Regions from separate parts of the Homo sapiens genome. Here all the other regions are linked to region 1. The links are chromatin loops, found by intact Hi-C in ENCODE. Cell type or tissue: heart right ventricle. All regions are shown on one strand. Region 1 has its middle 30 kb from the start of GRTP1. Region 2 has its middle 13 kb from the start of MIR8075. Region 3 overlaps MCF2L (MCF.2 cell line derived transforming sequence like).

The links. Peaks named below come from ENCODE experiments on the same cell type or tissue, not always from the same donor. Only the 100,000 strongest peaks of a DNase experiment are listed, where the experiment ranks them.
Region 2: a loop joins it to region 1, with 5 times the contacts of the local background. A loop is called at or near these places in 68 of 110 quality-filtered maps.
Region 3: a loop joins it to region 1, with 4 times the contacts of the local background. A loop is called at or near these places in 32 of 110 quality-filtered maps.

The regions. Positions count from the first base shown.
Region 1 is chr13:113,393,126-113,395,625 of GRCh38, reverse strand. No RefSeq gene overlaps it. Among named protein-coding and RNA genes, the nearest start is that of GRTP1, 30 kb to the right of the region's middle. RefSeq lists silencers at 1,235-1,344, 1,355-1,704 and an enhancer at 1,622-2,163. In heart right ventricle, CTCF peaks have their summits at 1,267 and 1,473 (motif pointing right); a DNase peak (open chromatin) is centred at 1,515; H3K4me3 peaks cover 1,370 bases; H3K27ac peaks cover 856 bases.
Region 2 is chr13:113,274,424-113,276,923 of GRCh38, reverse strand. It overlaps the pseudogene LDHBP1. Among named protein-coding and RNA genes, the nearest start is that of MIR8075, 13 kb to the right of the region's middle. RefSeq lists enhancers at 1,196-1,490, 2,443-2,500. In heart right ventricle, a CTCF peak has its summit at 1,453 (motif pointing left); a DNase peak (open chromatin) is centred at 1,435.
Region 3 is chr13:113,028,533-113,031,032 of GRCh38, reverse strand. The region is part of intron 3 of MCF2L (MCF.2 cell line derived transforming sequence like); the gene reads right to left. Among named protein-coding and RNA genes, the nearest start is that of MCF2L, 61 kb to the right of the region's middle. RefSeq lists an enhancer at 615-1,139. In heart right ventricle, a CTCF peak has its summit at 1,358 (motif pointing right); a DNase peak (open chromatin) is centred at 1,379.

The DNA.
Region 1 (2,500 bases):
GAACCAAAACCCCCAATTTTTAAAAGGAATCGGTAACACTCACTACCTCTGAGGATGTACGGAGACAGTCATTCCTGATGGGACCAAACATTGGCCCTTCCTTTTTATAAAGCAATTTGGCAATAATGTCAAGAACCTTTAGAAGGGGTGGCTCCTCAGCCCAGCAATTCCAGCTTTGAGAAACTGTATTTAGGAAAAGCAATCTGTCCAGCGTGGTACTACTCAAGATACAGCCATAAGTGACACAAATGTCCACCAATTAAGAGATTAGTTGGCCAGGCGCGGTGGCTCACGCCTGTAATCCCAGCACTTTGGGAGGCCGAGGCGGGCGGATCACGAAGTCAGGAGTTCAAGACCAGCCTGGCCAACACAGTGAAACCCCGTGTCTACTAAAAATACAAAAAATTAGCTGGGCGTGGTGGCGGGCACCTGTAATCCCAGCTACTAGGGAGGCTGAGGCAGGAGAATCGCTTGAACCCAGGAGGCGGAGGTTGCGGTGAGACGAGATCACACCATTGCACTCCAGCCTGGGCAACATTGCAAGACTCCCTCTCAAAAAAAAAAAAGAGATTAGTTAAATAAAGTGTGGTGTCTTATTCAGTGAAATAGCAGTCATTTAAAATTAGCTGAGGAAGAACTTTGTGAAATGGAAAATATTGTACCATTTAATGTTTAAAATCCAATATAAGGCCGGGCGCAGTGGCTCATGCCTGTAATCCCAGCACTTTGGGAGGCCAAGGAGGGTGGATCACCTGAGGTCAGGAGTTCGAGATCAGCCCGGCCAACATGGGGAAACCCCATCTCTACTAAAAATACAGAAATTAGCTGGACATGGTGGCGGCGGACGCCTGTAATCCCAGCTACTCAGGAGGCTGAGGCAGGAGAATCGCTTGAACCCAGGAGGCAGAGGTTACAGTGAGCCGAGATGGCGCCATTGCACTCCAGCCTGGGCAACAAGAGTGAAGCTACACCTCAAAAAGAAAAAAAAAATCCAGTATAAAATAGTAGATTCAAATATGTAAATACGTGTGAAGGGGGCAAAGAAAGAGAAACGCGAAAAAAGGTGAGCAGTGGTTATCCACGAACACCCGATGTGTAGGTGTGTTTTCCCGTCGTTATCTGTCACTGCTTTCTGCGTTAATTTAAATGCACTTGCATCACTTTCAGGATCAGAAAATAAAGGCCTATGTGTGACCCTGGGGCGCTGGCGGGGGCTGGACGGAGGCCCAATGCCCCTGTTGCCCATTGTCTCCAGGCTTCTCCAGGACTCGGCTTCCCGCCTCTCCTTTGGGGACCGCACGAGTCACTGGGGGAGGCTCCGCGGGCAGCAGGTCTCTGGGAGGGGTTGTCGCCCCCTCGGTGCGCAGGGGAGCGACGGGTCCCTCCTGCACCTGCAGGGACAGGCCTCGGGCTGCACCGTCCCGCGCCCGCCTACCCCGCGCCCGCCTCGCCGGACGCCTCCTGCCTGAGTCCGCCAGGGGGCGCTGCCGGCCTCCCGGGCGGCGGCTGCTGCAAGAGGAAGCCCCGGCCCGCGAGCTGCTGCCACATCCGGACGCCGCCGGGAGCCGCCGGGAGCCGCCGGGGTGGGCGGGAGTCGGGGCGGCGCGCAGGTTCCCGGCCCCCTAAGGGACGGTTGCCTTCCCCAGAGCCGGGGACACAGGCGTACGTGCGGGGACCTCGGCGCTGGCCTCCGGGCTTCTGGAGCCCCTCCCTGGTGCGGAGCGGGGACGGTGACCTCCTCGTGGATTCTGGGAGGGGCAGCCTTGGCATCAGGACCTGGAAGCCGGAGAGGCTGCAGGGCTTCCAGCCATGGCCTTGCCACCGGAGGTCACGTAGTGTTTCCACATTTCCTTAGTGTGTACATGTGTGGGTCCCTGTGTTGTGGAGGGCTGTGTCTGCTTGGTGTGTGTGCACACGCGTGTGTGCATGGGTGGGTCCCTGTGTTGTGTAGGGGCCGTGTCTGCTTGGTGTGTGTGCACACGCGTGTGTGCATGGGTGGGTCCCTGTGTTGTGGAGGGCTGTGTCTGGGCAGGCTGTGTACACACCCATGTGCATGTGTGATGCGCACTGGGGCACTTGTCTGGGTAGTAGAGGTGGAGGCCTGTGTGGCCATATGTGCAACTGTGTGTCCGGGTGCGTGTACCACAGTCTTCCCTAAAATAGTAATACTGGGACCTACGTCATGGGGCTGTTGTGACCGCGTGTGGCACTCCATGTGGGGTGGCACAGCCAGGCGCTGATCCGGCCACTTTGCCAGTCGGACTGACTGCGTGTCCTCTCCTTAGGGGTGAGAAGCTTCCTGGCATCGGGCCTGGGCTCCTGAGCCCCTGAGCCAACCGACTGATGGTCCCTGGGAGACAGCCCCCGCCCTGCTCCTGCCCCCCACACCTGAAAGGCTCATTGTGTGGGTTTGCTGTGCTCCACAGGGATGTAAACCGCCCCTCCTTTTCCCTGTTCTGTCTGTGAGAAGGTGCCAGGGATACTTTTTTTTTTTTTTGAG
Region 2 (2,500 bases), 120 kb after region 1:
TGTGATCCTCCCATTTTGGCCTCCCAAAGTGCTGGGATTACAGGTGCGAGCCCAGTGGTCACAGAGTCATCTTTATCTGCCATAATTTTAGGTGTCTGAAGAAATAAGCTGCCATCTGCAGATCCACCATGCCACCTTTACACTGATCTTCCGTAGCACGCACAAGAGCAAGCTCATCAGAGACCTTCCCAGAGGCAGAGAGCACGCGCCTCACCAGCTTCTCCAACACGCCCACAGTGATCTGCTTGTTTGGGACCTGTTGCCCCTTCTGCAGCTGGTGCAAGGAGTCTTTCCTTAAGAAATGCCCTTGTGCCCAGGAGAGAGTAGGCTCTGGAAACTGCTGTAACAGTTGTACAGAGAAGACAATGCCAGCTGCGTGCGTCTCGTGGTCTTTCTTCATCCTTTAACTCATCTGTGTCTTTATTAAAATGACTCTCTGGGCTGGGCATGGTGACGCACGCCTGTCGTCCCAGCAGTTCTGGAGGCTGAGGCAGAGGATCCACTTGAGCCCAGGAATTTGAGACCAGGCTGGGCAACACAGTGAGATGTCATCTCTACAAAATATAAACAATTGGCCAGTTGTGGTGGCGCACACTTGCTACTCAGAAGGCTGAGGTGGGAGGATTGCTGGAGCCTGGCAGATTGAAGCTGCAGTGAGCCGTGATTGTGCCACTGCACTCCAGCCTGGGTGACACAGTGAGATCCTCTCTCTTGAAATAACAGTGCCTTTGTAGTAGACAGCATATACTTTGGTCTTAATTTTCTATACAGCTTGAAAATCTTTGGCATTTAACTGGAGTGTTGTTTATGTCATTGTTACCAATAAATTAATGAGATGGTCAGGTTCAAGTCCACCCTCTTTCCATTTCCATTTGTCCTATCCGTTCTTTATTCCCTTTTAAAAGTGAATTTCCAGGCCAGGCGCGGTGGCTCACGCCTGTAATCCCAGCAATTTGGGAGGCAGAGGCAGGCAGATCACGAGGTCAAGAGTTCGAGACAAGCCTGGCCAACATGTTGAAACGCTGTCTCTACTAAAAATATAAAAATTAGCTGGGCATGATGGCGGGTACCTGTAGCCCAGCTACTCGGGATGCTGAGGCAGGAGAATTGCTTGAACCCAGGAGACAGAGGCTGCAGTGAGCCAAGATCACATGACTGCACTCCAGACTGGTGGCAGAGCAAGACTCCATCTGAAAAAAAAAAAAAAAAAGAATTTCCTGTCTGCCTTTTGTAAAACAAACATAAAATTCAAAGCCCCCTCAGACCATCTGAATGGACCGCTGTATCAGGGAGGGCATTTCCAAGGCTAACCTGAAGGGCTGGCTCCGGCCATGATGGGGGCAGGGGTCAGACATGACTCATGATACCGCCTTTTGGAATTATTGATAGAACAGACTCTTTAAGCCTCATGAGAATCTGTTCCCTCTGAAGCCTGCCACCTGGAGGCTGCATCTGCATGGTGAAAGTTTGGTCTCCACAGCCCCTTATTATAACCCAGACATTCCTTTCTGTTGATTCCAGGTCTTTAGATAATAACTCTTTCAACCAATTGCCAATCAGAAACATTTTAGATCTACCTATAACCTGGAAGCCTCCCACAGCCCCTGTTCCAGACCAAACTAACGTACATCTTACATGTATTTGATTGATGTCTCATGTCTCCCTAAAAATAAATTAGTCTGTGTCCTGACCACCCTGGGCACATGTTCTCAGGACCTCCTGAGGCTGCGTCATGAGCCATTGGTCACTCATACTTGGCTCAGAATAAATCTCTTCAAATATTTCACAGTTTGACTCTTTGTCAACACTTTGGATTGAGTGTTCTTTCAAATTATACTTTGTCTCCTCTGTTGGCTTGTTCTTTCTCTCTTTGCCTCTCTCTCTGGTATTGTTAGTGGCTGCCCCAGGGTTACCACACACATCTCTGGCTCATCACACTCACTAGACCATCTCCCCTTTCCCCCAGGGCTGTCACACACATCTCTGGCTCATCACACTCACTAGACCATCTCCCCTTTCCCCCAGGGCTGTCACACGCATCTCTAGCTCATCACACTCACCAGACCATTTCTTTCCCCATTCTTTGTGTCGTGTCATTCGTTTTACTTCTACATATGGTATTAATGCCAACATATATTATTTTTGCTTTCAACAGTTGTTTTTAAAGAAAATAATGATTGTGTAGCTAATTTGTGTGAGTGTCTACCCAAATGCTTGCAAGTGCGGGCGCTCCCCAGGCCTTCGGCAGACCCTGGCTTCTATCTGGCTTTGCTTTCCAGCAGCTGAAGCTCCTTCCTCCTGCACTTCTCCTACTAGAGGTCTCTGTCTGAAAAGGCATACTTTGCCTCCATTCAGAAATGTATGTTCACTGAATACAGACTTCCCAGCTGACAGTGTTTGCTTCAGCTCTTCACTAATGTTTCTGAAGATAAGCCACTTAGATTTGTATGGAACTGGGTTTTCCTGATGAAGAGGCACTGTGCTTGTGCGTGACTGTGAC
Region 3 (2,500 bases), 360 kb after region 1:
GTCTCTCTTTCTTTCTCACATTGTTTTCCCACAGCCCTGCTGCCCTGTACGCCCTCCATAGCTGACATATTGTCTCAGCGCCACAATTTTCTCTGTTTATTTGCTGTTGTGTTCCCAGTGTGTGCTGACCACTGAGACTTCTCAGCAAGCAGTGCCTGGACACACAGGTCTGACCGTCTACCTGTGCATCTCCTCCCCGGCCATGTGGTTCTAAGGGGGCCATACAGGGTCTGGAATCTGCTTGTCGCTGGTCTCTATCGCCTCTCTGAGACCTTGGCTCCTATCAAGGCCTGGCCGATGTTGGTTAAATGGAGCTCCATTAGGAGTAGGAAGGGCTATAGGGTTTTCAGAGATCCGAACCTGCCCTCTGACGAACGAGGGCCCACACCTGTGTCGGCAGACACCCGAGGGCCCACACCTGCATCAGCGGACACCTGAGAGTCCACACCTGCGTCGGCGGACACCCGAGGGCCCACATCTGCGTCGGTGGACACCCGAGGGCCCACACCTGCATCAGCGGACACCTGAGAGTCCACACCGGGCGTCGGCGGACACCCGAGGGCCCACACCTGCGTCAGCGGACACCTGAGAGTCCACACCGGGCGTCGGCGGACACCCGAGGGCCCACATCTGCGTCGGCGGACACCCGAGGGCCCACACCTGCGTCAGCGGACACCTGAGAGTCCACACCGGGCGTCGGCAGACACCTGAGGGTCCACACCGGGCGTCGGCGGACACCCGAGGGCCCACACCTGCATCAGTGGACACCCGAGGGTCCACACCTGCGTCAGCGGACACCTGAGAGTCCACACCGGGCGTCGGCAGACACCTGAGTCAGCAAAGCACGAGCTCACCCCCTTCGCCCTGATGAGTCGTCTTTCCAAGGACCAAAAACTTGGTTTATATTAACAGGTGCCCCAAACCATTTGGGGCAAACCTATTTCAGTCTAATATTCCAAAAATGATGAGTATAGTCAGATGTAGTGCTTAAATTGGGACACCTGGCATTTGCATATGAAAACAGAAGGAAAGTTAAAATTAGAATACAACATTCTTTCTAAATTGATAAAAGTGATGCTTGGTTTAGAATGTAACAGTTGAAACCCCTTAAAAGCAGCCTTCACGAGAGATTTGTCCATTTAATTTGCATTGACATGTGAAAGAACAGGCCTGGTCAATTTCACTTTTTTCCCACTTAAAGAATGTGCTGGCTGTGCAGCTGTCTGGAAACTGCGTGCTGGGGAACCGCCTGTGCCAGGGTCTCGTCCACCATCTCCTGGAAGAAAAGGTCCAAGCTCCCCTCCCTCTCTTGGTCTCCCAGGGATGTCCCGGGACCGAGCCGCAATGCTCCGCGTCTCCAGCAGAGGGCAGCCCCGCCCCCACCTTGGGAAGAGGGTCCCCCGCAGAGGGTACTTCCCGGGGACACAGCACCCTCAGGGCGCAGTGGGCAGGTCTCCTCCTTGTCACTAGCCTGGCAATTTTGCTCGCCAGGGATGCAGAGACTTCCTCTGGGACGGTCCCCTCTGCCAAGCTGCACCTGCAAGGCTTGCAGGGACCCTGGTTTTATCTGCAGAGGCCATGATTGACCCCCACATTTTTAACACACTCTGCACTTCTCAAGAAGGCATCCCGTAGATGCCCTTAGGAAGAAGATTTCCCTTAGAAATGTGTCAAGAATTGTTCACTCTCTCTGGAAGGACATGCTCAATGGCAACACCCTGGAGGCACGGGGTCCCCACAGCACGCCTGCAGCCCCGTGCTCACAGAAATCCAGGGGAGCTGCCGCGGCTGCTGCGCCCTAGGATGCCGGGACAGCCAGGGGACAGGTGGCTCTTACAGGCCCGCAGCTTCCCTTCTGTGGGTCCTTCTGATCAGGGCACATGGGCGTCCTCCCAAATTCACACAGGTTGGGTTTTGTTATCAAAGAGTTTTATTTCCAGATAGAAAGGGAGCATTGGGTCTGACACTGATGAGACCTACCTGGGAAGAAAGGAAACGTGGGTAGAATGCACGCATACACTCACGCTCACACACACCCCCCACACACCACACCCCACACTCACCCCACACATGCCTCACATAGTCCACACATACCACACACACCACTTACCCCACACATGCCACATGCTCACATTACACACACACCACACATACCCCACACACACCCCGCACACGCCACACACACCACACACTCACCCCACACACACCACAGGCTCACATTACACACACTCACACCACACACTCAGACACCCACACTGAGTCTGGTGGGGGAAACAGCTCCACGGTCAGCAGCACTGCTCATGGCTGAATGAAGCTGGCATTTCCAGGATCTGATTTAGAGCGTTTGGTGATAGAAAGGCCTCTTCCACTTTTTATTATCTAAGTGTGACCAGAAAACCTGAGTTTCCATACACAGGTGAACAGTGGGGATCCATGGAGCTGCCTCTGAGCAACCTGGGGCCCGCGTGTCCACAGCGGGGACTGGGCCTGCGCTCCGGCC